Linked DNA regions of Homo sapiens: all the other regions are linked to region 3. A link is an interaction called in ENCODE POLR2A ChIA-PET data of the cell type or tissue named here. Cell type or tissue: HepG2. All regions are shown on one strand. Links, peaks and the distances in the headings refer to the core of each region. The heading gives the core; the rest is flanking DNA.

Region 1 (5,531 bases), core at 665-4,664, 200 kb before region 3:
ATGTGAATTCAGCCTTGCTGGGGATGACAAAAATATTCAGCCTCAAAAGTCACCAATGAGTCAAAAAGAGAATAATTATCATCATCATCATCAGAGCAGCTATCATGAAGCAATAACTACATACTGGGTTCGGGGTTTAAAAATTTATATATATTTTTTTCTGTAAACTCACAACTACTCCCAAGAAGTAGGTATTATTATTCCAAGCTCATATTTGAGGGGCATGAGGGGTAAAGCAGTTAGGTAACAGCCAGTGAGGGAGCCTACAAGCAAACCCAGGCTGACTCTAAAGCCTGTGCTCTGAACCCACGCCCTGCTACCTGCCTTCTACTTCATGGACAGGATGCTCGCACTGCTGACCTGAGTTGTTCCCCACAGCTAGCTCTGCCCTTGCCCTCTGGAAATCAGGGAGACTCTTTGGGGCAGCCATAAGAACTCATGCCACCAAAGCTGGTCTTACTTCTTCCATGTGTCCCTCAGCAGAGGGGATGAAGAAAGGGCCCTAAAGTTGCAGGGAGTGTGCCCTGGTATTCTGCTGTTACATTTCATGAGAAAAAAAAACAATTCAGACACTTCCTACACTTGAAAGCGTCCTATTATTGCATTTAATACTTCTCTTTTCTTATTTTTTTGTTTTGTTTTGTTTTGTTTTTTTTTGAGACAGAGTCTCATTCTGTTGCCCAGGCCGGAGTGCAGTAGTGCAATCTCAGCTCACTGCAACATCCACCTCCCGGGTTCAAGCAATTCTCGTGCCCTCAGCCTCTGGAGTAGCTGGGATTACAGGCATGTGCCACCATGCCCGGCTAATTTTTGTATTTTTAGTAGAGACAGGGTTTCACCATGTTGGCCAGGCTGGCCTTGAACTCTCGACCTCAGGTGATCCACCCACCTCGGCCTTCCAAAGTGCTGGGATTACAGGAGTGAGCCACTGCCCCCGGCCTATAATTCTCTTTACAAACAGAATTTTCTAAGGCAGAGATTCTTAAACTTTTTTGTCTCAAAATCTTGATAATCTTAAAAATTACTGAGGACCTCAAAGAACTTTTTTGGGGGTTATATACATGAATATTTATGTTAGAAATTTAAATACATACATTTAAAAACATATATGTATTTAAAAATAACAATAATAACCCCATAAGTAAGAACCCACATCTGCTTCTGCATTTAATCTGTTTTGATAATTTAATTTGTTTTGGTTGAAGTATATGACAAAAAATCTGTCCTCATATAGATAACATAGTTGAAAAGGGAAAAGTACTTTAATAGATTTTTCAGATTCTTCTTTGATACTACACCAACACTTAACAAATGTAATTTCTTGTAAAGCGAAATCTCACACCTGTCAATGAACTTTTCATTTTCTGTTACGTAAAAAAACATTGGTCTACCTTACACTTTGAATGTATTTTTTACTCATACGTGATTTTAAAACTCATGCATTAGTCATTTGGAAAATACTGGTTCACTGAGTTATGCAGATTTTCCAATCCAGACCTACATTTCATTATAGGATGTTAAAAAATGACACTCATTATTATCACCCCCAATCTCATCAGAAAAAATCTTTAATTATGGAGAAGCTGTCACACTCAGGGGAGTGAACACAAGTTTTCCATAATTCTATTTTTTTTCTTAAAAGCTCTAACTTTATCATTCACAACAAATACTGCCAGTTGTTTACCTTAAAGTAACAGATTCCCTTTGTTCATAAAAAAAAAAAAAAAAATGCCAAATATCTAAATGGTCTGAAAAAACCACAACCTGTCATTCTTTCAAACAAAAATAATACTCCCTGAAAAAAGTAGCCAGTTTAGCTCGTAACTCAATCACATAAGCATTTTTCCCTTGAGACAGCTATCGGACTTCACACCCTAGCACACAGCAGAAGTGCTTTATGTGTACTTCCCATTATATCATATGAGATTACTAAAAAGATGTGTTGCCAAAAGTCAAAATACAATAAAAATAACTTGTACTGCCTAACCAAGAACACTTTTAAGTGAAACTAGCTTTAAAAAAAAACAAAAACAAAAACAAACTGGCCAGGTGTGGTGGTTCACGCCTGTAATCCCAGCACTTTGGGAGGCCGAGAAACCTCCCAGGTGTAGATCACCTGAGGTCAGGAGTTAAAGACCAGACTGGCCAATATGGTGAAATCCTGTCTCTACTGAAAATACAAAAATTAGCCAGGCATGGTGGTGGGCGCCTGTAATCCCAGTTACTCAGGAGGCTGAGGCATGAGAATTGCTTGAACCTGGGAGGGGGAGGTTGCAGTGAGCCGAGATTATGCCATTGCATTCCAGCTTAGAAGACAAGTGTGAAATTCCGTCTCAAAAAAAAGAAAAGAAAAAATAAATAAATAAAACCCATCACTTGAGGCAAGGAGTTTGGGGCCACCCTGGGCAAGAAGAGACAACTCATCTTTACAAGAAGTGAAAAAACTATCTGGGCATGCTGGTGTGTGCCGGTAGTCCTAGCTGCTTGAGAGGCTGAGGCGGGAGGATCGCCTGAGCCTAGGAGTTATAGGTTGCAGTGAGTCATGATTGCGCCACTGCACTCTAGTCTGAGTGACAGAATGAGACCATCTCAAAAAAACAAACAAACAAAACCCACTGTGAGCACATGGTGAGAATTACACAATGACCATCAGTACAGCTTGGTACCACTGTTTTTTTCGTTTTTTTAAAAAAATCTCTATTTGAAGTTAGGTACTACTGTTCTGATTTGTGTTCAGGTGCTAACCAGTTTTAATTACCATTCCTTTTGCACCATCATTGTAAATGTCAATACAGTGAAAAAAAAAAAAAACAAAAAACGAAATGTTTTAGTGTTTCTGCAAACTTGGTTTTGTCCTTGTAGGTCCTCTGAAAGGATCTTGAGGATCCCCAGGGGTCTAGAGACCACATTTTCAGAACACTGCTCTAGGATGACAGCATGACTGAAATAAACCTAGAGTTGTAAAGGCCTCAGACATGAACAAATCTAAGCCCTCTCAGTTCAAAATAAGAGTAGACTGGGCTGGGCACAGTGGCTCATGCCTGTAATCCCAGCACTTTGGGAGGTCGAGGCGGGCGGATCACTTGAGGTCAGGAATTCCAGACCAGCCTGGCCAACATGGTGAAACCCTGTCTCTAAAATAGTACAAAAATTAACTGGGCATGATGGCACGCATCTGTAGTCCCGGAACTTTGGGAGGCTGAGGTGGGCAGATCACTTGAGCCCAGGAATTCAAGTCCAGCCTGGGCAATCTGGCGAAACCCCATCACTACAAAAGATACAAAAATGGCTCAGCCCAAAATCTCCTTAAGCTGATAAGCAACTTCAGCAAAGTCTCAGGATACAAAATCAATGTGCAAAAACCACAAGCATTCTTATACACCAATAACAGACAAACAGAGAGCCAAATCATGAGTGAACTCCCATTCACAATTGCTTCAAAGAGAATAAAATACCTAGGAATCCAACTTACAAGGGATGTGAAGAACCTCTTCAAGGAGAACTACAAACCACTGCTCAACGAAATAAAAGAGGACACAAACAAATGGAAGAACATTCCATGATCATGGATAGGAAGAATCATATTGTGAAAATGGCCATACTGCCCAAGGTAATTTAGAGATTCAATGCCATCCTCATCAAGCTACCAATGACTGTCTTCACAGAATTGGAAAAAACTACTTTAAAGTTCATATGAAACCAAAAAAGAGCCTGCATTGCCAAGTCGATCCTAAGCAAAAAGAACAAAGCTGGAGGCGTCACGCTGCCTGACTTCAAACTATACTACAAGGCTACAGTAACCAAAACAGCATGGTACTGGAACCAAAACAGAGATAGAGACAAATGGAACAGAACAGAGGCCTCAAAAATAATACCACACATCTACAACCATCTGATCTTTGACAAACCTGACAAAAACAAGAAATGGGGAAAGGATTCCCTATTTAATAAATGGTGCTCGGAAAACTGGCTAGGCATATGTAGAAAGCTGAAACTGGATCCCTTCCTTACACCTTATACAAAAATTAATTCAAGATGGATTAAAGACTTAAATGTTAGACCTAAAACCATAAAAACCCTAGAAGAAAACCTAGGCAATACCATTCAGGACACAGGCATGGGCAAGGACTTCATGTCTAAAACACCAAAAGCAATGGCAACAAAAGCCAAAATTGACAAATGGGATCTAATTAAACTAAAGAGCTTCTGCACAGCAAAAGAAACTACCATCAGAGTGAACAGGCAACCTACAGAATGGGAGAACATTTTTGCAATCTACTCATCTGACAAAGGGCTAATATCTAGAATCTACAAAGAAATCAAACTTACAAGAAAAAAACCAACAACCCCATCAAAAAGTAGGCAAAGGATATGAACAGACACTTCTCAAAAGAAGACATTTATGCAGCCAACAGACACATGAAAAAATGCTCATCATCATCATCACTGGCCATCAGAGAAATGCAAATCAAAACCACAATGAGATACCATCTCACACCAGTTAGAATGGCGATCATTAAAAAGTCAGGAAACAACAGGTGCTGGAGAGGATGTAGAGAAACAGGAACGCTTTTACACTGTTGGTGGGACTGTAAACTAGTTCAACCATTGTGGAAGACAGTGTGGCAATTCCTCAAGGATCTAGAACTAGAAATACCAGTTGACCCAGCCATCCCATTACTGAGTATATACCCAAAGGATTATAGATCATGCTAGTATAAAGACACATGCACACGTATGTTTAATGCAGCACTGTTCACAAGAGCAAAGACTTGGAACCAACCCAAATGTCCATCAATGATAGACTGGATTAAGAAAATGTGGCACATATACACCATGGAATACTATGCAGCCATAAAAAAGGATGAGTTCATGTCCTTTGTAGGGACATGGATGAAGCTGGAAACCATCATTCTCAGCAAACTATTGCAAGGACAAAAAAACCAAACACTGCATGTTCTCACTCATAGGTGGGAATTGAACAATGAGAACACTTGGACACAGGAAGGGGAACATCACACACTGGGGGCCTGTCGTGGGGTGGGGGGAGGGGGGAGGGAAAGCATTAGGAGATATACCTAACGTAAATGACGAGTTAATGGGTGCAGCACACCAACATGGCACATGTATACATATGTAACAAACCTGCACGTTGTGCACTTGTACCCTAGAACTTAAAGTATAATTAAAAAGAGTGGAAAAAAAAACCTAAAAAAAAAAAAAGAAAAAATCTAAGTAATGCTAAAAAAAAAAAGATACAAAAATGGGTTGGGCATAGTGGTGTGTGCCTGTGGTCCCATCTACCTGGGAGGCTGAGGTGGGAGGATGGCTTGAACCCAGGAGGTTGAGGCTGCAGTGAGCCAAGATAGCGCCACTACACTCCAGCCTAGGCGACACAGCAAGACCCTGTCTCAAAAAATAAAGGAGCAGAATGAAGCCTAGAGATGTCTATTGAGGAATGTTTATACTCATATTTTAGAATCAACCAGTTAAAAACACATTTATTGAATAATTACTAGGCTAGACATATC
Region 2 (4,000 bases), core at 1-4,000, 77 kb before region 3:
CGTCTCAAAAAAAAAAAAAAAAAAGAACATGCTACTGGAATAAGGATAGACATACAGACCAGTGAAATAGAATTGAGAATCTAGAAGTAAACCCATACGCTTATGGCCACCCAAAACACTGGGATTACAGGCACAAGCCACAGTGCTTTGTCCATGTCACCATTATAATTTCAATAAAGGTTCATGACCATTCGATGAAGAAGAAATAGTCTCTTGAGCATATGGTGTGAGACAGTTGGATATCTACTTGCAAAAGAATGAAGTTGGACTCCTATATTCAAAAATATGTTATATGTGTATCATATACAAAAAAATAAAATGGTTCAACTATATAAGAGCTAAAACCATAAGACTCTCAGAAGAAAACAGGTAAATCTTCATGAACTTGGATTTGGCAGTGGATTCTTAGATATGACAACAAAATCGTGAGGAACAATGACAAGAAACACATGTTAGAATTCACTAACATTAAAAACTTTTGTGCATCAAAGAACATAAAGTGAAAAAGCAACCTACAGAATGGGAGAAAATGTTTGCAGATTGTATATCTGATATGGGTCTCTTATCCAGAATACATGAAGAACTGTCTACCACTGAGCAACAAAAAGACAGGCTGAGCACTGGGCCCATATCCCTCATGCTCGTCTGCCACTGAGGGCGCATGCAGCCTCTAGACCACAACCAAACAGTGACCCAGACTGCTACAGCCACCTTCTGGGCACCATATCACAGAGCAGGGACCCCAGGCTGTAGGGAAAGAGCTTGCAGGGCTCCTGGATAGAACTGTACTTTAGCAATGATAGGAAGGGGAACAGTGCTCCAACATCAGTTTCTGTTTATAATGGTGACATGGGCTGGGCACAGTGGCTCACGCCTGTAATCCCAGTGCTTTGGGAAGCCTCCAAAGTGCTTCCTTGAATTCAAGTAATCCTCTGCCTTGCTTCCCAGAGAAAGGCTGCAGTAAGCACTGTTCATGCTGCTGCTCTCCCGCCTAGACAACAGAGCGAGACCCTATCTCTAAAAACAACAGCAACAACAACAACAAAATTAATGTAATAGTGACATGGAAAAAATACAGCTGGATGCTTAAAATGAATTTGGACAGAGTAGCTCCAAAAGTTCTGTGACAGCCTACCTCTTTTACAGACATTGGAGAAAAATAGCTCTCAGTCTGAGGAAGATACTGAGAAAAGGAAAGAAGTTGAAAGCATCTTGAAGAAAAATTCAGATTGGATATGGGATTGGACAAGTTGGCCAGAAAATATTCCCCACAAGGAGTTCCTCTTTAAAGCACCTGAAGCACGTAGCTACCCAGCATGGAATTTAAAGCCTGATGAGGAAAGGGGGCATTTTCTCAGCAGAATTTCCAAAGGGTTTTGCTGCTGTCTCATCTGGTGGCCATGGGATTGGGGATCTATATTGGAAGGCATCTGACAACTTCTACCAGCACCTTTTGATGAATAATTTGAATCCAGCTTTGTGCGTATAGTGGGGATTTCTATCTGAGCTTGTGACACAGCTAACTCAGGAGCTGTTATGGTCCTTGGGTGGCTGTTTCACTTGTTTTTATTTGTTCTGTAAATACTGCTTTCCTAATTTAGTAAAATGAAAGAATAGACACTAAAATCACACTGACCTATACTTATACCTATAGAATCAGTTAATAAGGGTATCAGACTGATTAATATCTACTGTAACAATTTGGCAGTGAGTTTTCTTTGGATATTAGTATAAATATGTAAGTATCGTTTTAATATATTAGTCATGATATAGCATTTTAAAAATTATCTGTAACCTGAATTCTGTTAAAACACTTTATATTCCAAAAGAATGAATGACAGTGATATTAAAATCACTACATTAAAGGGTTTGCCCAGAATAAATATTGTGGCCTTACTTACACTACTGTGGAAAATATTATGTTTAATTTAAATAAATGCAGGTTGTCTACTAAGACTACACTTAACTATGGTAATTGTTCTTAATAAATAGAGAACAAGTTACAGCTACAAATGCCACCATACACTTCATACACCAAATTGTTCTCACTTTTGCAGCATAAGGACTTCAACCTCCAACTATTAGGTAATCAACTTGGATAATGTGTCTGTCAAAGGCACGTACTCAGTATCTTTTCCTCTTTATCACTCTGGATTGCTGAATTTAATCCTATCCTTTGTGCTCAACTTTTTTGTGCTGTTAAAATCAGCTTTATCCTAAGCATATCTGTATCTACTTTAAAAGATTGGAAATGGAAAAAAATAAATATTTGCCATATCCTTTAAAAAAAGAAAAGAAGCCATACTTTAAAAGACTAGAAATGGAAAATAAATAAATAAATCTTTACCAAATTCTTAAACAACAAAAAGATAAACAACCCAATTCTAAAATGAGCAAAGGATTTAAAGAGATAGTTCTCCAAAGAAGATAAATAAGTGAACAACAAACACATGAAAATATGCTCAGCATTGTTAGTCATTAGGAAAATGCAAATCAAAACCACAGTAAAATATCACTTCACACCCACTAGGATGGCTAAATCCAAAAAAATGGAAAAGCATAAGTGTTTACGAGGATGCAGAGAAATTGGAACATTGCTGGTGGAAATGTAAAATGGTTCAGCCATTGCAGAAAAGTTTGGCATTTCCTCAAAAAGTTAAACATAGAATTACCATATGACTCAGTATGATGGTTAATTTTATGTGTCAATTTGACTAGGTCGTGGTACCCAGGTATTCAAACACCAGTCTAGATGTCTCTGTGAAAGTATTTTTTAATGAGATTAACATTTAAGTCAGTAGACTTTGAGGAAAGCAGATTACTCTCCATAATGAGAGTGGGCCTCATCCAGTAGTTGAAGGCCTGGAGAAAAAGACTAAGGTCCCTGGGGAAAACAGAATGTCTCCAGCCTGCCTTCAGGCTCAAGCTGCAACATCAACTCCTCCCTGGTTTTCTAGTATGCCAGTATCTCCTGCAAAACTCAGACTTGCCAGCCCCTACAATCACACGAGCCAGTTACTTTAAATAAATAAGTATTTGTATCTCTCTCTGTGTATGTATACATATTTATAAGTATATAAATATATTCAATATAAATCCTATTAATTCTGTTTCTCTGAAAAACCCTGTGTTCTCTGAAGAACCCTAACTGATACACCCAGCAATTCTACTCCTAGATATATGCACAAGGGAATTGAAAGCAGGGACTCAACAGATACATGTATGCCAATGATCACTGTAGCATTATTCACAATTGTAGGGTCCAGCCCTATGGGGCTTAGTGGGTGTTGTCCCTATGTGCGGAGATGAGAGATTGTAAGAAATAAAGACACAAGACAAAGAGATAAAGAGAAAACAGCTGGGCCCAGGGGACCACTACCACCAAGACGCGGAGACTGGTAGTGGCCCTGAATGGCTGGGCGCGCTGATATTTATTGCATACAAGACAAGGGGGGCAGGGTAAGGAAGGTGAGTCGTCCAAGTGATTGATAAGGTCAAGCAAGTCACGTGATCATGGGACGGGGGCCCTTCCCTTTTAGGCAGCCAAAGCAGAGAGGGAAGGCAGCATTTTCTTCTATGCGTTTTCTTCTATGCACTTGTAAGAAAGATCAAGGACTTTAAGACTTTCACTATTTATTCTACCGCTATCTACTATGAACTTAAAAGAGAAACATGAAAGTGGACAAGGAACGTGACCATTGAAGCACAGCACTACAGGGAGGGGTTTAAGCCTCCAGATGACTGCTGGCAGGCCTGGATAATATCCAGCCTCCCACAGGAAGCTGGTGGAGCAGAGTGTTCCCTAACTCCTCCAAGGAAAGGAGACTCCCTTTCACTATCTGCTAATTAACGGGGCCTTCCCAGGTACTGGTGTTACCGCTTGACCAAGGAGCCCTCAAGCGGCCCTTATGCGGGCATGACAGAGGGCTCACCTCTTGCCTTCTAGGTCACTTCTCACAATGTCCCTTGAGTACCTGACCCTATACCCGCTGGTTATTCT
Region 3 (4,000 bases), core at 1-4,000:
CTCTGCTGGAGTTTCTGCATATTCCATGGTCCAGGCAGTTCCTCTCATAACGAACTATCAGACAGAAATACTTGTAAAGATACTTCATTTATTTTGAAATATTTTTCCTCTTCTAATGTATTCATTTATTCATTCAACACTTATTTTTGAGCTCCTACTATGTTCCAGGCACTCCTCTAGCAAACAAAGCAAATTCTCTCCTCTTTTTCAATATTTGTGGAAAAAGCAAGGTCTCCCTCTTGTAGAGTTTATATTCTAGTATTTTCATAAGTTATACCTGCTCACTGGAGAATACTGAGCCATACAGAAAAACACAGAGGAAAATTTCACTTATATTTTTCCCCATGTAAAGATAACCACTCTTAACATCTAGTATATGTTCTTCCAGGATTTTTCTATGCACACACTGAATCTGTATTTTTATTTTTAAAATGTTATCATATTGTATGTACCTCTTTGCAGCCTGCTTTTTTCAGTTAGTTTTTTTTGTTTTTTTGTTTTTTTTTTTTTTTTTGGAAACCAAGTCTTGCTCTATTCCCTAGGCTGGAGCACAGTGGTGCCATCTCGGCTCACTGCAACCTCTGCCTCCAAAGTTAAACTAATTCTCCTGCCTCAGCCTCCCGACATAGCTGGGATTACAGGCACACACCACCACACATGGCTAATTTTTGTATTTTTTAGTAGAGACGGGGTTTCACCATGTTGGCTGGAATGGTCTTGAACTCCTGACCTCAAGTGATCCACCTGCCTCAGCCTCCCAAAGTGCTGGGATTACAGGTGTAAGCCACCACACCCGGCCTAGTTTGATATTCTTAATGTGCCCAAAGTATTCTCCTGTAACATTTTTTAATAGCTACACAATATTCAAACACACAGATATGTTATAATTTATTTACCCAATACCCTATTATTGGAAAGTTGAGTTCTTTTTTTTCTTTGTTTTGTTTTGTTTTGCTACTATTCTAAAATGCTATAACGAACATCCCAATAGATACATCTTTGTATACATCCATGGTGACTTCCATAGGACAGATTCCCAGCAGTAGAATTGCTGGGTTGAATGATATGCTTAGGTAATGACAGAAGAGTCATTTCAAGCAGCTTCCTAGGTCTAGAACTAAGGATTAATGAGTCTCCCGCCCCCTCCCAGTCTATTCAGCATGATCTGGATCATGAGGACTGAGATCTGGAAGAGACTGAGATCTGGGAGAGGCTGAGATACCAAAAGCCCTGGCTCCACCCATACCCCTCGCCCTGAAAACAGCTCTAGGAATTCCGCGGCCTAGCAAGGCTCCGGGAAGCTCCTTTTAAAGCTGTTACGTTAGTAGGCACATGGAAGCCATAGAGAGCCTATCCAGGGCTCATGGGACTTTAGTGATCCTGCCCTTCTGCCAAGGATCCCCCATGGCTGCAACTTGGAAATTTCTGCAAATGGAAGAGCTACTCCTTAGGCACGGTCATGTCTGAGCAGGGATCTCCTCGGGCTTTCTTAGAATTCTCTCCCTGGGCACTGGGACTCTTGATTTCTTGAATATTATGTTCCAGGTGGGTGTGGAGGAGGTGAGGGGATGTAAAGAAGGCTAGACTTGGCCAGGCGCAGTGGCTCATGCCTGTAATCCCAGCACTTTGGGAGGCTGAGGCGGGTGGATCACCTGAGGTCAGGAGTTCGAGACCAGCCTGGCTAACATGGTGAAACCCCGTTTCTACTAAAAATACAAAAAATTAGCTGAGCATGGTGGCACGTGCCTGTAATCCCAGCTACTCGGGAGGCTGAGGCAGGAGAATCGCTGGAACACGGGAGGCAGAGGTTGCAGTGAGCCGAGATCGCGCCACTGCACTCCAGCCTGGGCGACACAGCAAGACTCTGTCTCAAAAAACAAAAAAGAAAGAAAAAAAGAAAAAGCTAGACTTACATGTGTCACTTAACCCCTTTTCTCAACCTCTTTCTCTTCCAGGAATAGTCAACCCTGGATGGCTTCAGGGGAAGGGGGATCCTGAAGCCCAGGGCAGCCTCCAACTCTACCCCTTCCTCCTTTGAAGGATACTAAGGGGTCCAGAAAGGAGGGGCAGGACACTGTTACCCACCCCACATCCCAGCATCCACATTGCTCTCTGATGGTCAGGACAGAGCCTTCTCAGGGAGACCAGCCTGTCTGGAGCTGTGTCTCTTGGCACTCTTAAAGGGCCACTGAAGGTCCGTTCGTGGTCGTGAGGCACACTTTCAGGGAGCAGAGTGGTCTGTGTCTTCACAGAGCCCGGAAAATGAACTAGTATGAACTTTGCCTCCAAGCAGCAGAACTTCTGTTCCCCCGCCCCTAATGGGTTCTCTGGTTACTGCTCTACAGACAATCATTCCGGTTCAGTATGAGACAAGAATGGCCTGCGGGCTGGTCAGAGGTCACGCCTACTCTGTCACGGGGCTGGATGAGGTAAGCCTGGTGGGGCTTGGTGGGGCAAGGGCACCCTCCTGGGTTAACCTCATGAAGTCAGGACTTAGCTGTTGGGGCCCCTTCCCTGTCTGCAGAGCTTGCCTCCAATCAGGACATTCAGTTCAAGGTCCAAGCCACGCCTGGGAGCAGAGGGGCCTGTGAAACTGGTAGAGGTGGATCCTGCCACAGTTGGTGCACAGTTTATCTTTGCTTTTCGTGCTAAAGATGGCAATTTTTCCAACATTTCCAATGAACAAATTGAAATATCACTTAACTTTGCTTTTACAAAGTTGGTTTCATGTGTTCTTGAGCTTCCTGTTCTCTCGTGTTCAGATAGCTACAGTTGTCTCTGGGTAGCCACGGGGACTGGTTCCAGAAGCCCCAACAGTAACAAAATCTGCAGATGCTCAAGTCCCTTCTGTAAAATGGAGTAGTATTTGCATATAACCTATGCACATCCTCCCATATACTTTAAGTCATCTCTGGATTACTTACGATACCTAACACAATGGAAATGCTATGTAAATAGTTATTGCACTGCATTGGGTTTTTTTGGTATTATTTTCTGTTGTTGTATTATTATTTTTTCTTTTTTTGAATATTTTTGATCCACAATTGGTTATATGCCAAAGCCATGGATACGAGAGGCTGACTGTTCTGTTTTGCTCCTTCTGGGACTTCTGGGTTTTCCTGGACCATGTCTGAGACAGGAACGTTGTAAGACCTGTTGCACACAGTTGGGCAGGTTGTGCCCTGTACAGAGGGATGGGCTGAGAGGGGCAGTTGCCTGCATCACCCATTGCAGCAGACTGGAGGGAGTCTGCTTGTTTGTAGTTCCTCAGTCAGCAGGGGCCTTTTGTCTTTCTTTCTTTCTTTTTTTTTTTTTTTTGAGACGGAGTCTCACTCTGTTGCCCAGGCTGGAGTGTAGTGGCACAGTCTCGGCTCACTGCAATGTCCGCCTCCTGGATTCAAGCGATTTTCCTGCCTCAGCCTCCTGAGTAGCTGGGATTACAGGCGCGTGTCACCATGCCCAGCTAATTTTTGTATTTTTAGTAGAGATGGGGGTTTCTCCATGTTGATCAGGCTGGTCTCGAACTCCTGACCTCGTGATCCGCCCACCTCGGCCTCTCAAAGTGCTGGGATTACAGGCGTGAGCCACCACGCCTGGCCAGCAGGGGCCTTTTTTCTAATTTATATGAAGACACCTAATTTATATGTGTTAGCAGGGCCCTACTGTTTATGCCTCACCTCCTCCCCCGAAGCTCATAACGGCAGGATGTTCCTGAGAAAATTGCCTCTTAGAAGATAGAGAGGAGATGGCCAAGCCCTAAGTTAGGCAGACTCAGGAGGAAAGGTCTGACCCACCCCCTGCCATTCCCCAGCACACTTGTGATTAATCTCCTTGGCCAGAGCCAGGCAGAACACCCTCGCGTAAGAGATTTGCCCCCCAGCCCCGTCCCAGCCCTCAGCAAGACAGAAGATTCCCTTTCCAGAGAGGCTGCAGAGCATGAGAGCTCTTTCTGTGTGCTTAAGGTCCCGTTCAAAGGTGAGAAAGTGAAGCTGGTGCGGCT
Region 4 (4,000 bases), core at 1-4,000, 110 kb before region 3:
GTCATTTCCAATCATCACTAACAGGAGGAAGAGATTTGATAGTTTATTTGTATATTATTTTATTTATAAATATCCAGCAGGTCCTAGCAAATAGGAAAGGAATATCTACAAATGTTTACTGTTTTAGGTAGAAGAATATAACAGTCATGTCCAAACTTTTTGAAAGAGCAAGGATGTGGTGGAAGGATTGGGAAAGAACTGGCAGTTAAGCCTCAGGGAAGTGGCATTTAAACTGTCATCCACAGAGCCCTAAGGTTTCGACAGAGGTGACTTAGGACTCAGTACAGGGAAGGCAGGGGACTCTAAGGTGGGACACTGAGCCATTCCCCACTGTCTTTAACCCAAGTGGCTTTACTTATTGGACTTCTGGGAGTCTGCTGATATTTAAAAGAAAGAAAGAAAGAAAGAAAAAACACATGAGCCCAGATCATAGGAGGAAATGCATACTAAGGTCTAAGGAAAGTAGAGCCTGGACCAAGAAAGCTATGTTGGTGATAATAAGAGATAAGGCACAGTGGCTCATACTTGTAATCCCAGCACTCTGGGAGGCTGAGGCAGGAGGATCACTGGAGGTCAGGAGTTTGAGACCAGCCTGGTCAACATGGTGAAACCCCATCTCTATTAAAAATACAAAAATTAGCCTGGTGTGATGGCACGCACCTGTAATTCCAGCTACTCAGGAGGCTGAGGCACAAGAATCTCTTGAACCTAGGAGGCGGAGGTTGCAGTGAGCCAAGATTGCGCCACTGCACTCCAGCCTGGGTGACCAAGCAAGACTCCATCTCAAAATAAATAAATTTAAAGAAAGAATGACTGTAAATATTGCTAAATTTCAGAGTGATTTTTGCTAAAATTAGATTGCTAAATTAAAATGAGGATTAACTCTGATTTATACATGAAGTCATTATAGTGAAAACAGGGTTATTGCTCTCTTTTCCCCCCTGGGCTGCAGCCTCAGGAACAGAACATACAGATCAGTCTTTGGTTTAAACAAAAATTAGTTTTTTTTTTTTTGTAGAGAAAGCTGTTTTACTAAAAATGGGACAATCTCTGAGTGAATAACTAAATGTAAATTGTTAATCATATATAGGCAGACCACCTATATGCCCCCTGCTTAGGAAGTTCTTGCCCATTTTTGCCTACTCAAAGTCTTACTAATTCCTGAAGGCCCTGCTTAAATCTCTATTCCTCTAGAGAAATGTCCAGAACTTCTAACCCTACAGTCATCATTAATAACCCTTCTTAATCTCTTGCCTTTCTGTTTTAAAACTTATCACAGAATGCTCTGTGTTAGCTTTGCATCTCTTTTATCTCCTCCAATTTCAGCCTCCCCAAAAGTTCAATCATTGCAATAATAGATGCCAAATAAATGTTAATTGAATGGAATTTGAGAGAGCAATGGAAACACATGTTTAAATAGTGAGAAAATACATAATCTAACAGAATTTGAACTTTGTACTTGGACATATTTCCAAATGTTAAAATTTTGATTGTACGCTAAAAGTAGTTTAAATACATAAAAGAACATTAAACATGCAAGCAGTAATTACAGTATGATCACTATTGCATCATAACCCTGCCTTAGAATATCTAGAAAAGGATCCACAGCCATAGCACTGTTTACTTGTTCACTGTTCATTATCATGTTACAGTTTAACTGCCCTGATTGCTTCCCTGTTTTCGCAAGAGGCAAAGTTCCAGTAACATCATGTTTTTGGTGCTGGCTTGGTATTCTTCATATTTCTTATCTTTTACTTGCACCACATTGTACCCATTCTAAGCTATGTCACACAACTTACCGAGTTTAGCTGTCATTTAACAGACATAATAGTAACAACACAGGCACCCAGTAGTAACCAAAATTTGGCATCATACTTCGTGAGGAAATTGCAATTGACTAGTGTGGCATGGCCCACCAGTTGAAAACCATGGTCTTAAAATATTTTTCTAGGTGCTCATTTTGTAGCCTGAGTCCTGTCATTTCTGTTCTCCTAGAGCTTCTTGTTCTGTGTTTTATTTTTCAAATTCTCTATTATCTTCATGATTCTACATTGTTTCCGTGTCCCACGGTAGGCAGAATTTTACTTAGGTTCCCCAGCCTCTTGTAAAAGTTCCCCGGGTCTATTTTCCCAGCTGTGAAAAATCAATTCCAGTTTGATTTTAGTGCACCAAGCCTCCTTTCATCCACCACTAGAGAACTCCAATGATCATCATTTTATTCTGTACTGTTTTCTCTTCTGTAGCCTGCCACCCTTCATCTTTCATCCAGCTGGAATCTAGTTACTCTGCTTTTAACAGGCAAACTCTTATTCTTAATGTATCTGTAGTTTATCATAGATACAGTAGCCACATGTCCCAATCTTCCAAGGCAAGTTTCAGTTTATGCCTGTCTTTCAGTGTAATTATTAATAGAGACTTCTTTCACTCTGAAGATCCTGGTTTGACAATTTTATGTTCACCTAGCCACAGAACACATAGGAGATATTTCTTGTTGCTGCTGTAGCTATAGTCAAGCAAGTACATACATAAACTGGGGAGCTTTTTTTTTTAATTGCCATTGTTCTCCAATTTGCTTGGCCTATCATAATTGAAACAAATACTTTCCTAATTATTGTAATTGGTGCAAAATTGGCCATCACTTGGGTAACCTGTTGAAGGTAATCTCTTGTATCTGTTTCCAGGTTCCTCTCCTGGCTGAAATTTATGGTATAGAAGGAAACATTTTCAGGCTTAAAATTAATGAAGAGACTCCTCTAAAACCCAGATTTGAAGTTCCGGATGTCCTCACAAGCAAGCCAAGCACTGTAAGGTAAGCCAAGGAGCGAGGTATTTTAGAGACACGCTTGATATATTCTTTTATCATATCTTGAGTAATAAATTTTGTTATGTGCACTTCTTATTTTGGCTGCTCAAAACTACAGTCATTTAGGTTGGTGTAAAAGTAATTGTGGTTTTTGCCATTACTTTTAATGTATTCAGTTATTTGGGGATAAGTCTATCCATTTTCCTTATTATCCATTCTGTTTTTTCTTCATCCACCATTTGATTCATCAGGATTTATTTAACGGGGAGAAGCAGAACTTTGATCCCTGCTCTCCTTCTCACAAAGAAAGTGGTTTTATTAGCCAGACTATGGGAGCAAGTAGAAGGAAAGCTACTTATTACTCACTCAGATTAGCAGCAGGGCTCCGGAGATCTAATACGCTAGCCAAACTCCCATACTTACAGTAATTTATACTATTGGACGGACTCACTTAATTAAGGTTATTCTCAGAAGTCTAACATGTAATTTTACTTAGTGTCAAGGTAAATTAATAATCAGTGTCTAGGTGAAAAACAATCTTTGGGGACTAAAGCATTTTCAAGTACCTGCAAAACTTTAATCTCTTCTCATAACACTTTCCAGTGATATTTCAACTCAGTTTTGCCGGTTGGTTTCCATTATATTGTCATATTATTTCACTAAAGGAATATCAGATTATGCCAGATGCTTTCATTTTTACTATATCATTACTGTAGTTTTATGTAGATTATTTTTTCCATGAAAATCTTATAAAAGGTCAATACATTATAATGAGAAATGAATTCAGTTATGATAGAATCATCAAAAGTTTAAAATATATCTATTCACTGAGCCACACTATATGCCAATAACTTAGTAAACATAATTTTTTTTAATTTAATTTTTTCTTTTAATAGAGACAGAGTCTTGCTGTGTTACCCCAGCTGGTATCAAACTCCTGGCCTCAAATGATTCTCCCTCCTCTTCCTCCCAAAGTGTTGGGGTTATCGGCATGAGCCACCATGCCTGCCCTAAATAAGAACTTAAAAGAGACTGTTTCTCAAGGCTTTTGCAGTTTGACAATTGAATCAATGCATACATATAACCTCCTGGCCACAGTATGTTATTTTCTACTATCCTGAAGGATAGTACAGCCTTCACAATTTTTACACTTGTGTTCGTAAGTAAGTTAATCTGTAATTTTCTCTTTCCGTGCTG
Region 5 (5,531 bases), core at 806-4,805, 180 kb after region 3:
CACTTAGCACTTGTATAATCAGACTGGAAATGGTGATGACGCCATAAATTGTATTGAAAAAGAGATCGCCAATAAAAATCAACAAATGTGAAAGCCCCCCCAAAAACATAACTCTATAAACTAGTACGTACTGTACTACTGTAATTTTGTAACTGCCTCCTGTTTTAGTGAGTCAAGTGTTGCCAGCATCTGCTTAAAACTCTGTGATGCTAATCATCATAGCAGTTCCTCTCTTCAGTAAACTGTGTATCACAATAAAAAGTGATCTCTTGAGGTTCTTGGGTGTTTTTCACCGTATTCAGTGCAATATCATAAGCCTTGAATAACATCAGGGGACCAGTACCAAGTGCCACTAGTGATGCTGGAAGTGCTCCCAAGAAGCAGAGAAAAGTCATGACATTACAAGAAAAAGCTGAATTGCTTGATATGTACTATAGATCTGCAGCTGTGGTTGCCTACCATTTCATGATAAATGAATCCATTGTAAGGACCATTGTAAAATTTAAAAAAATTGTGCAGCCATGACCACAGCTACACCAGGAGGCACAAAAACCTTGAGCTTTTTGTGAAATACCTTTTTATAGTTTATTTTTATTTTTTAATTTGTGTAGAGATGAGGTCTCACCATTTTGCCCAGGCTGGTCTCAAACTACTAGGCTCAAGCAATACTCCTACCTTGGCCTCCCAAAGTGCTGGGATTACAGGCGTGAGCCACTGTGCCCGGCCCTGAAATGTCTTTTTATCTCATATTGAAAATGCAGCTTTTGGCAAGGTGCAGTGACTCATGCCTGTAATCCCAGCACTCTGGGAAGCCGAGGTGGGCAGATCACCTGAGGTCAGGAGTTTGAGACCAGCCTGGCCAACATGGTGAAACCCCATCTCCACTGAAAATACAAAAATTAACCAGGCATGGTGGTGCACAGCTGTAATCCCAGCTACTCGGGAGGCTGAGGCAGAAGAATCGCTTGAACCCAGGAGGCAGAGGTTGCAGTGAGCTGAGATAGTGCCACTGCACCCCAGTCTGGGCAACAGAGCAAGACTCTGTCTCAAACAACAACAACAACAACAAAACAACCAAAAACACACAACAACAACAACAAACAGAAAATGAAGCTTTTATGTGGGTACAGGATTGCTGTAAGAAAAACATACCTGGCCAGCGTGGTGGCTCACACCTGTAATCCCAACACTTTGGGAAGCAGAGGTGGTCAGATTGCCTGAAGTCAGGAGTTCAAGACCATTCTGGCCAACATGGTGAAACCCCGTCTCTACTAAAAATACAAAAAAATTAGCTGGGTGTGGTGGCACACGCCTGTAATCCCAGCTACTCGGGAGGCTGAGGCAGGGGAATTGCTTGAACCAGAGAGTTGAAGGTTGCAGTAAGCCAAGATCGCGCCACTGCACTCCAGCCTGGGCGACAGAGTGAGACAACATCTCAAAAAAAAAAAAAAAAAAAAAAAAAAAAAAAAGGAAAACATACCTATCTATATACCTATATACTCTTAATATGATTTGAGAACAAGCAAAGTCATTATATGACAACTTGAAGCAAAAGGAAGGTGAAGGATCCAAACAATTTTATGCCAGTAAGGGATGATTTGATAAATTTGGAAAGGTTTGGTTTAAAATATGTCAAGATAACAAGAGAAGCAGCTTCTGCTGACCAAGAGGGAGCAAATGAGTTCCTAGACACCATTAAGGAAATAATTGAGAAGAAAGGGTATCTGCCTGAACAGCTTTTCGGTGCATATGCAAGTTCCCTATTCTGGAAAAATAAATGCCACAAAGGACATTTATTAGTAAGGAAGAGAAGCAAGCACCAGGATTTAAGGCAGGAAGGGATACGCTAATATTTTGTGCAAATGCAGTTGGGTTTATGATCAGCACTGCCCTTATCTATATGGCTGCTAACCCTCAAGCCTTGAAGGGAAAAGATAAACACCAGCCACCTGTCTTTTGGTTGTACAAGAAGACCTGGACAATAACCCTTTATCTGAATTGGTTCCATCTATGCTTTGTCCCTGATGTCAGGAAGTACCTTGCCAGTAAGGGACTGCCTTCTATTTTTTTATTTTATTTTTTTTAGACAGGGTTTTGCTCTGTCGCCCAGGCTGAAGTACAGTGGCGCGATCCAGGCTCACTGCAGCCTCCGCCTCCAGGGTTCAAGTAATTCTCCTGCCTCAGCCTCCCGGGTAGCTGGAATTACAGGCGCACGCCAACAGGCCCGGCTAATTTTCGTATTTTGAGTACAGACGGGGTTTCACCAGGTTGGTCAGGCTGAACTCGAACCCCTGACCTCAGGTGATCTCGCTTCAGCCTCCCAAAGTGCTGGGATTACAGACGTGAGCCACTGCACCCGGCCTGCCTCGAAAATTTAACCACAGAATTGACAGTTCAAGCGAACGCAGAGAATAAAAGTATTTAGCAAATTACTTTGCAAACTTTCGGACCAAAAGTTGATTTACTTGACTTTACATAGCACGGACACCTAGTCGAGGAACAAAAACTATTTCTGGGTAAGCGGGGCCAGGAACAACAGACTTAGCACTGAGTCCTCGCGGCCCACTCGGCTCAGGATTGGCTGAAGCTGGGCCGGCACTGCTGGGCCCGGTGCGGCACGCGCATGGGTGGGGGCGTCCCAAGAGGCTGTAGGGCGGAGCGAGGCGGGGCGAGCCCGGGCGTCCTCCCGCCCACCGACTAGCCAAGGCTCGGCGGGCACCACCCAGCTCGGGATGCAGCGCGTGTTTGGGCGGGGGCGACCCGGGAGGCTTCGGATGGAACGAGGCGGAGCGAGCCCTGGCATCCTCCCGCCCACCAGGCTAAGGACTGGCCGAACGTCCACACGGGCCCGCCTGCTCTGGCTGCGGCGCGTGTTTGGGCGGGGGCGAGTCAGGAGGCTTTAAGGAGGATTGAGGGGAGGCGGGGCCGGGAGTTCTCCCGCCCACCGGGCTCAGGATTGGCCGAAGCTAGGCAGGCACCGCCCCGCTCGGGCGGCAGCTCGCGTCCGCGCGGCGGCGTCCCCAGAGGCGCGTGGGGCGGGCGGGGCTGGGTTGGGGCTGTGTCTGGGCTTAGGGCGGGGGCCTGGGATGCTGCCGCTGAGCTGACCCGCTGGACTTGGGTTGTGGCAGACGGATGGCGAACGTGCAGGTCGCCGTGCGGGTCCGGCCGCTCAGCAAGAGGTGAGTCTCCGCGGGAGAGGGCGCCTGAGGCTTCACAGGAGCTGAAAAGAGCGGGAGGTCCGCGTCTCCCCCTGCAGAGATTCTGGCGCGCAGAAATCGGTGACAAAGTGACCCGGGGGGTCGGGGTCCGGAATCCACGGAGGCCTGGCGGGACGGGACCTCAGTCGAGCTTTCGCGTTGTGTCCTGGGGATAGCGGTTCCCGGACGGCCGCGGGAGGGCTGCCCTGGGTGAGCGTCGCTGGCGTCCTGCCAGCAGGAGTTTCGAGGGACGGCGGCTCGAGGCTTGCTGCATCGGGTTGGGCCTTTGAGAAAGGCTGGGAGAGGGATGAGCATTCTCCTCTCTCTTTCTGGGGGCTTGGGAGTACCCATGAGGACTGAGGCTGAATGGTGTGTGTTTCTGGGTGCGCGTGGGCTTCTCTGCGAAGATGTGGAGAAAGCAGAAGGTGAGGGCGTGAGGGGGAAATTGAGGCCGACACAGGTCGCGGTTTCTTTCTATGCTCGACAGCTGATTTAATCCAGGACGGAACTGTTAAGTAGGGGAAGTTGTTCCAACCCCTTCTTTCTCTCAGAGCCCTCAGTGCCCGTTTTCTCGTGGCTTATTTTGATTCCGCACCTCTCATCTCAGCCCTTGAGACATCCAGTGTGCAGCCACGAACTTTTTTCTCTTTGTCACCAGATGAAGTGTTTTTTAAAGATCAATTAGAGTTTGTTGACAGGTGGAGAGAGTTTAAAGAGCCTTCTATGTAGTAAGACCGCCAAGAGCAAAGGACTTAGACTGTAAGGGACTAACTAGAGGTTAAGTTTTGGTGGGGAAAGGGTGGTTGGTGTGGAGGGAAGTGAGTGGTGGAAGGTAAATCTGGCAGAGGGTGCTTTGGGGACCAGGAGGCACATGTTGGAATTATTTGGCAAGTTTAAAAATCTCTGGGACATAAGATAGCTTGATAATTGGGCAGAAGGATCAAGAAAGGTATCGTCTCCCATAATAAAATTGGGTACTAGTGTGGATTATGTTCGTCCTCATATAGAAATGATTGGCTTTGAAAAGTCTTGTAATTGACAGACTAATGAGAAGAGCAATGAGATAGAAAGAAACAAAAAGTTAAAGAGAATAGGAAGAAGGCAAAAGAGGTACACTGAAGAAAGAGGGAAAGCAGATGCCTGACCTGCTGCGTTTTGATTGGTAAATGGCTTGTGACACCTGGCTTCTTCATAACTGGATGTGGTAGCTCAGGGCTGGGGGGGGTTTTATAAGTGCAGATGCTATGCTGGAGGTAGTCTCTGGTATATTCTGTATTTGTGAAACTGTTCTTTTAGGGTTCTCAGGATAACAGTATTGACCACTCCTAACATTCAGTAACTTCTCAGTTCCTTGGACACTAGGAATTTCTTTCTTTTTTCTTTTTTTTTTTGAGATGGAGTCTCGCTCTGTCGCCCAGGCTGGCGTTGAGTGGCGCGATCTCGGCTCACTGCAAGCTCCGCCTCCCGGGTTCACGCCATTCTCCTGCCTCAGCCTCCCCAGCAGCTGGGACTACAGGCACCCGCCACCATGCCCGGCTAATTTTTTGTATTTTTAGTAGAGATGGGGTTTCACTGTGTTAGCCAGGATGGTCTCGATCTCCTGACCTCGTGATCTGCCCGCCTGGGCCTCCCAAAGTGCTAGGATTAGAGGCGTGAGCCACTGCGCCCAGCCGGACACTAGGAATTTATAATAGCATGAATTAGATTAAGAAAATGATGCTGAAATTGGTTTACTTGCAGCCACAGTAGAGAATAACATACCAAACAAAAGTGAAGGGAAAATGAAAGCACAATTTATTTACTTTCAGCTCAAGTTAAGAGCCTTGAGCAGCAAGTGGTAGGATGTCAAGACTGTAGATACCCAGGTGTGAACAGATTGTAGCAGGCTGAAGATTCAGGAGCAGATACAGATAAACCCAGTGTGGCCCCAGCCAAGAGGTCCGGATCACTTCCCTCTTCTCACAGAATCCTGCAGAGATGGCAGCTGTTCTTCAGGGGGTGTTATACTGTCTTCATTGAGGCTTATCTGAATGTGGGGAATCTGGTGATTATGTGGTTTGTTCCAACCTTCAAATAAGTCATTGGCACACACTCAGTTGACAGTCATTGGATCTGATGTTGTGCTTGGGAAGAAATCTTACAGATGATCTGGCCCAAGCTTCTATTTTTTGTTTTTCCAGATGACAGAATGGTTTGGCTTAAGTTCTAAAAGTAGTAAGAGCCAAGATTTGATTCATTAGACCTACTGCTCTTTCTGAGATTACAGAAAAGTTGCATTTGTGTCTCAAGTGCCTATTTATTCAGTAGGACTAGAGTTGACGCTCAATTTTTTTT
Region 6 (5,531 bases), core at 726-4,725, 200 kb after region 3:
TTGAGAGGAGGGGTCAGTCTATTGAAGTATAATTTAGATATAGTGAAAGATTTACCTTTTTTTCTTTTTTAACAATTATTTATTATTATTTTTAATAGAGATAGGGTCTTGCTGTATTGTCTAGGCTGGTCTTGAGCTCCTGGGCTCAAGTGATCCTCCCGCCTTGGCTTCCCAAAGTGTTGGGATTATAGGCATGAGTCACCACGCTTGGCCAAATTCACCTTTTTAATGTACAGTAACACATTCAGGTGTGTAACTGACACTACAATCAATATACAAAATAGTCTATCATCCCAAAAATTGCTTCATGCTCTTTTATAGTCTATTTCCCCAGGCCCTCACAATTACTGATCTGTTTTCTGTCCCTACAGTTTTATCAGTTCCAGAACGTCATAAAAATGGAATCAAACAGTATGTAGTTGTTTGAATCTGGCTTCTTTCACTTTGCGTGATGTATTTGAGATTCATCTTTTTTTTTTTTTTTTTAAATGGAGTTTCGCTCTTGTTGCCTAGGCTGGAGCGCAGTGGTGCGATCATGGCTCACTGCAACCTCCACCTTCTGGTTTCAAGTGATTCTCTGGCCTCAGCCTCCTGAGTAGCTGGGATTACAGGCGCCTGCCACCATGCCCAGCTAATTTTTTTATTTTTAGTAGAGACGGGGTTTCACTATGTTGGCCAGCCTGGTCTCAAACTCCTGACCTTGTGATCCACCTGCCTTGGCCTCCCAAAGTGCTGGGATTACAGGCGTGAGCCACCACACCTGGCCAAGATTCATCTTTACTGTTGTGTGTGTCACATCTTCTAACCTTGATTCTTTTTTTTTTTTTTTTTTTTTTTGTTGAGACCGGGTCTCGCTCTGTCACTCAGGCTGGAGTAGGGTGGCGCAGTCACAGCTCACTGCAGCCTCAACCTCCTGAACTTAAGTGATCCTCCCACCTCAGCCTCCTGAGTAGCTGGGACTACAGATACGTGTGCCACCATGCTCGGCTAAGTTTTGTAGTTTTTGTAGAAATGTGGTCTCACTGTGTTGCTCAGGCTGGTCTCAAACTCCTGGGCTCAAACGATCTGCCTGCCTTGGCCTCTCAAAGTGCTGGGATTACAGGTGTGAGCCACCACACCTGACCTTGATTCATATTTATTTAAATTATCTGCTCTCCCAGAAGGAATCTCATGACTTTGGAAGCATGGATTCTAACTATAAAGGATACAGTGTGTCTTTCATCCCTAGGTTTCTTCTTATTACAAAGGAAGGACTGCTCAGAAATATGGCATTGATTTCAGATATCAAAATATCTGAGGGAACTATCTAAATTTCCCTTAGTGGATATGGAGGGAGTATCTAAATATCTGACTTTAGGGGGATTTAGAGCAGCATCTTAAGAAGCCATTCAGAGGTAGATGTTGACAAGAATGTCACCTGATCAGTGTTGGTGCTTGTGTTAGTCTATTTTGTGTTATAAAGGAATACCTGAGGCTTAGTAATTTATAAAGAAAAGAGGTTTATTTGGCTCACAATTCTGCAGGCTTTATAGAAAGTATTGTGCCAGTATCTGCTGTTGCTGAGGGTTCAGAGAGCATCCAGTTGTAACAGAAGGGGAAGGAGACAGTCTTGTCACAGCGAGAGAGAGAGAGCGAGAGATGGGAGGGAGGCCACTCTCTTAAACAGTCAGCTCCAGTGTGAACTAATAGAGCAAGAACGCACTCATTACTGTGGGGAGGGGACCAGGCCATTCATGAGGGATCTGTCCCCATGACCCAAACACTTCTCAGCAGGCCCCAGCTCCAACATTGGGGGTCACATTTCAACATGAGATTTGGAGGGGACAGATGCACAAACTGTGTCAGTGCTGCCTTGTCATAGCCTCTTAGTATGTTAGAGTTTGAAGAGAACTTGTTAGTCATCTAGGCCAGAGTTTGTTGACCTCAGCGCTGTTGACATTTTGACCATATAATTCTTTGTTGTGGGGGTCTGTACTGTGCATTGTAGAATGTTTAGCAGCATTCCTGGCCTCTACCCACTTGATGCCAGTAGCAATCCCCCAACTGTGACAATAAAAAACATGTCCAGGCTGAGCACAGTGGCTCACGCCTGTAATCCTAGCACTTTGGGAGGCCAAGGCGGGTGGATCACCTGAGGTCAGGAGTTCAAGACCAGCCTGGCCAACGTGGCGAAACCCTGTCTCTACTAAAGATACAGAAAATAGCCAGGCATGGTGGTGCATGCCTGTAATCCGAGCTACTCGGGAGGCTGAAGCAGGAGAATTGCTTTAACCCGGGAAGCGGTGGTTGCAGTAAGCCGAGATCGCACCACTGCACTCCAGCCAGGGCAACAGAGCAAGAGTCCATCTTAAAAAAAAAAAAAAAATGTCTGGACATTAGCCACTAATCTAGGCCAACCCTCATATGTTACAGATCTGGCCATGTAATTTATGGCATTATACAGGTGGTTAGTGCTCAAGCTGGAACAGACCCAGGCTTCCTTATGGTGGTCTTTTTATTGCATTGTATCATTCTCTGTCTTTTTATATTTACAGCCTCAAAAGATAGGTTCAAAGTTAAAATTCCTTAGTGCTTTGGCACTCTTCCTGGTCCTTAGTGGTGAAATGCCTGAGTAAATAGATCAGTTGTCACCAACTAGGGACTACTAGAGGACAAGTCAGCTACTGCAAGTTCTACTGAGAAGCAGCTTTATTTGTTAAATGCCTATTGATAGCCAGATACAATTGTAAATGTTTATCACTTCATTCACGTTCTATTAGATCTATATTATTTACTCCATTTTGTAGATAAGGAAACTGAGGCATAGAACGTTTATAGGACTTGCCAGTAAGTGGTGGAGCAAGAATTCAAATTCAAGACTGTTTAACTCTAAATTTTATGTCATTTCCACTAAACCTCACTGACTCTCAAAAAGAAATACCATTTAGCCTACTAGTGATCTGATCATCTCTTTATGTATATTTGATATAATTTCTTAAATACCCTAAAAGGTAGAGGATTTTATCCCCCTTTTATAGTGGAGGAAATTTAGGCTTAGAGAAGTTATATGATCTGCCAAAGTTACACAGTAAGATGTGAGTTCTAGATTTGAACACAGGATCATCTGACTGCAAAGTTCATATTCAACACTATGCTGCAGTACAAAAGGAAAATGAAGGATATGGGAAAAGGAAGCGATGGAAAACTGGAGAAGGGGAGAGAAAAGACTATAGTGAATGGGATGTGGTTGGAGATCTCTATAGTACCTGTCTTGTCCATTACTCCTTGACCCTGGTGTCAGCTTCCTGTTTTTTTTCTTTTTCTTTTTTCTTTTTTTTATTTTTTGAGACAGAGTCTCACTCTGTCACCCAGGCTGGAGTGCAGTGGTGCGATCTTAGCTCACTGCAATCTCCGCCTTCCGGTTTCTAGCAATTCTCCTGCCTCCGCCTCCCGAGTAGCTGGGATTACAGGTGTGTGCCACCACACCCGGCTAATTTTTGTATTTGTAGTAGAGACGGGTTTCTCCATGTTGGCCAGGCTCGTCTCGAACTCCGGATCTCAAGTGATCTGCCCACCTCAGCCTCCCAAAGTGCTGGGATTACAGGCGTGAGCCACCACACCCAGCCAGCTTTCCATTCTTAAGGCAAGTCATTATTGGTCTAAATGCTGTTTTCAGTATTTGTTAATATTTGGACTTGCAGCAGAAGCTTTTCTTCAAAATTGGCCTGTATTTTTTCTGGCTTGAATCTGTATTAAAGTCAATTTGCTTCTCTGAAATTAAACCTGGACTTGAATTCAGGCAGTCAGTTATTGGCTAGCTTACTTTGGGCAAGTTGCTTATCCTCTTTGCTTTCTAGTTTCTTCAGCTCTAAAATAGAGATCATATATGCCTCAAAGAGTTATTGTGAGGAGGAAATGAAATAATTAAAGTGCCCAGCCCAGTACTTGGCACCTCGGCGTCAAATGAGTTTATGAGTGCTGTGCCTTGGGTCCCTGCCGTGATTACCATTATCATACGTAGTACAAGAGAAGCAAGGCTCATGATATTTTTCTGAGTTGAACTAGATTTGGAAACCTCTTTTCTGAATCTGGTTATGATCCCTTCTGGGACCATCCTGCTCCATTTGGAAAACTAACTTCCCTCCCTTCCTCCTGGTGAGGAACATCTGTTGGCGCAGGAATCCTCTGCTCCGGCGTATTGTGTTTGGGTGACTGTGTGTTTGTAAAACTTTCCATGAGGAGTATTAGCTCAGCTTTACCCACCAGGGCCTGAAAGTGGCTGTTTAAAACAAATGCAGACTGAGTCAACAAAAATCATGTCTATGAACAAAAAGCTAACCGCTCTTCATGGAAAGAATTGCTCCTATTCTTCTGGAAATCTTTATTTTAAAATGGTCTGTTATTTAGCTAAAACACTTGTAGCATTTCCAGACCAAAAAAAAAATCATGTTGAGTGAGCAGGAGATTTTTGTCTGAATTCAAAACAACCACTGTCTCCAAAATTGAAAGTATTTTAGTAGTAATATGGTTGTGCTTCTTTTTTTTTTTTTTTTTTTTTTTTTTTGAGACAGAGTCTCACTCTGTTGCCCAGGCTGGAGTGCAGTGGTACAATCTCGGCTCACTGCAAGCTCTGCCTCCCAGGTCCACGCCATTCTCCTGTCTCAGCCTCCTGAGTAGCTGGGACTACAGGCGCCCGCCACCACGCCCGGCTAACTTTTTTTTTTGTATTTTTAGTAGAGACGGGGTTTCTCCGTGTTAGCCAGAATGGTCTTGATCTCCTGACCTCATGATCCGCCCGCCTCGGCCTCCCAAAGTTCTGGGATTACAGGCGTGAGCCACCGCGTGGTTGTGCTTCTTGTTGTTTTAATATTTATTTGGTCTCCACAATATACTGAACATCAAACAACACACAGAATACATCATTACTTATGTCAAGGAGCCCTGAGAGAGAGTGAGCAAGTGAGAGTGAGAGAGACAGACAGACGGAGAAAAGAGAGTGTGCTATAGATTCTTTGGTGAATATCTTTTCCAATTCTGGACTTCAGTGTGAGGATGTCAGGAACCTGGAGAGGCTTCAGAGGGAAACCACACATACTCCCCCAAATGATTACAGAGCTGGACTGCAGGAACCAAGAGGAGCCACTATTAGTGTAGTATACCTCATGGGCATTCCACATGCGATTATTCAGTAAAGGAATGTTGATCCTGCGATGGGAAGGCAGAGATGATAATGCTCCATAAGTACTGAACATGAGGAGTTTTTTTCTGGAACATGAGAACCAGCTGGTCTTTGTTTTCATTAGGATAAAAGAGATTTCAGTTAAATTGCAGAAAATTGTACGTAATTAGGACACGAAGAGTAACTTGTACAGAATTTTTGAATCCTGATACATAGTAGCTAAATAGCTTGACTTTAGAATTCCAGAATATTAATACTGGAAGAAATGTTAAGAGACCATTCAAGATACTTACTTTTTCAGATTGAAGGTCTAGAGAGACAAAATAACAGTTAGAAGTTTTTTTTGTTTGTTTGTTTTCTTTTTGGCCAGTCC

Evidence for each region. Peaks named below come from ENCODE experiments on the same cell type or tissue, not always from the same donor. Only the 100,000 strongest peaks of a DNase experiment are listed, where the experiment ranks them.
Region 1: POLR2A ChIA-PET joins it to region 3 with 5 read pairs; 4 of 35 experiments call an interaction of 5 or more read pairs at or near these places.
Region 2: POLR2A ChIA-PET joins it to region 3 with 6 read pairs; 2 of 35 experiments call an interaction of 5 or more read pairs at or near these places.
Region 4: POLR2A ChIA-PET joins it to region 3 with 5 read pairs; 9 of 35 experiments call an interaction of 5 or more read pairs at or near these places.
Region 5: POLR2A ChIA-PET joins it to region 3 with 6 read pairs; 1 of 35 experiments calls an interaction of 5 or more read pairs at or near these places.
Region 6: POLR2A ChIA-PET joins it to region 3 with 5 read pairs; 2 of 35 experiments call an interaction of 5 or more read pairs at or near these places.

What each region holds. Positions count from the first base shown.
Region 1 is chr15:42,192,140-42,197,670 of GRCh38, forward strand. All of the region lies in intron 2 of VPS39 (VPS39 subunit of HOPS complex), which reads right to left. Among named protein-coding and RNA genes, the nearest start is that of MIR627, 4.8 kb to the right of the region's middle. RefSeq lists an enhancer at 394-583. In HepG2, for the core only: no CTCF peak of the experiment used is centred there; a DNase peak (open chromatin) is centred at 2,552.
Region 2 is chr15:42,312,934-42,316,933 of GRCh38, forward strand. The region is part of intron 10 of GANC (glucosidase alpha, neutral C); the gene reads left to right. It also overlaps the pseudogene BNIP3P5. Among named protein-coding and RNA genes, the nearest start is that of TMEM87A, 42 kb to the left of the region's middle. In HepG2, for the core only: a CTCF peak has its summit at 713 (motif pointing left); a DNase peak (open chromatin) is centred at 2,078.
Region 3 is chr15:42,390,294-42,394,293 of GRCh38, forward strand. It overlaps CAPN3 (calpain 3), which reads left to right. Exons shown (of 24, transcript NM_000070.3): 7 at 2,346-2,429; 8 at 3,963-4,000. Among named protein-coding and RNA genes, the nearest start is that of CAPN3, 33 kb to the left of the region's middle. In HepG2, for the core only: no CTCF peak of the experiment used is centred there; a DNase peak (open chromatin) is centred at 2,428; H3K4me3 peaks cover 402 bases.
Region 4 is chr15:42,285,010-42,289,009 of GRCh38, forward strand. GANC (glucosidase alpha, neutral C) reads left to right here. Exons shown (of 24, transcript NM_198141.3): 4 at 2,682-2,809. Among named protein-coding and RNA genes, the nearest start is that of TMEM87A, 14 kb to the left of the region's middle. In HepG2, for the core only: no CTCF peak of the experiment used is centred there; a DNase peak (open chromatin) is centred at 1,652.
Region 5 is chr15:42,572,584-42,578,114 of GRCh38, forward strand. It overlaps STARD9 (StAR related lipid transfer domain containing 9), which reads left to right and starts at 3,023. Exons shown (of 33, transcript NM_020759.3): 1 at 3,023-3,179. The coding sequence starts at 3,133. It also overlaps the pseudogene MYL12BP1. RefSeq lists silencers at 2,531-3,160, 5,141-5,200. In HepG2, for the core only: no CTCF peak of the experiment used is centred there; DNase peaks (open chromatin) are centred at 1,958 and 2,808; H3K4me3 peaks cover 2,012 bases.
Region 6 is chr15:42,589,139-42,594,669 of GRCh38, forward strand. All of the region lies in intron 3 of STARD9 (StAR related lipid transfer domain containing 9), which reads left to right. Among named protein-coding and RNA genes, the nearest start is that of STARD9, 16 kb to the left of the region's middle. In HepG2, for the core only: a CTCF peak has its summit at 2,637; DNase peaks (open chromatin) are centred at 1,933 and 2,613; H3K4me3 peaks cover 320 bases.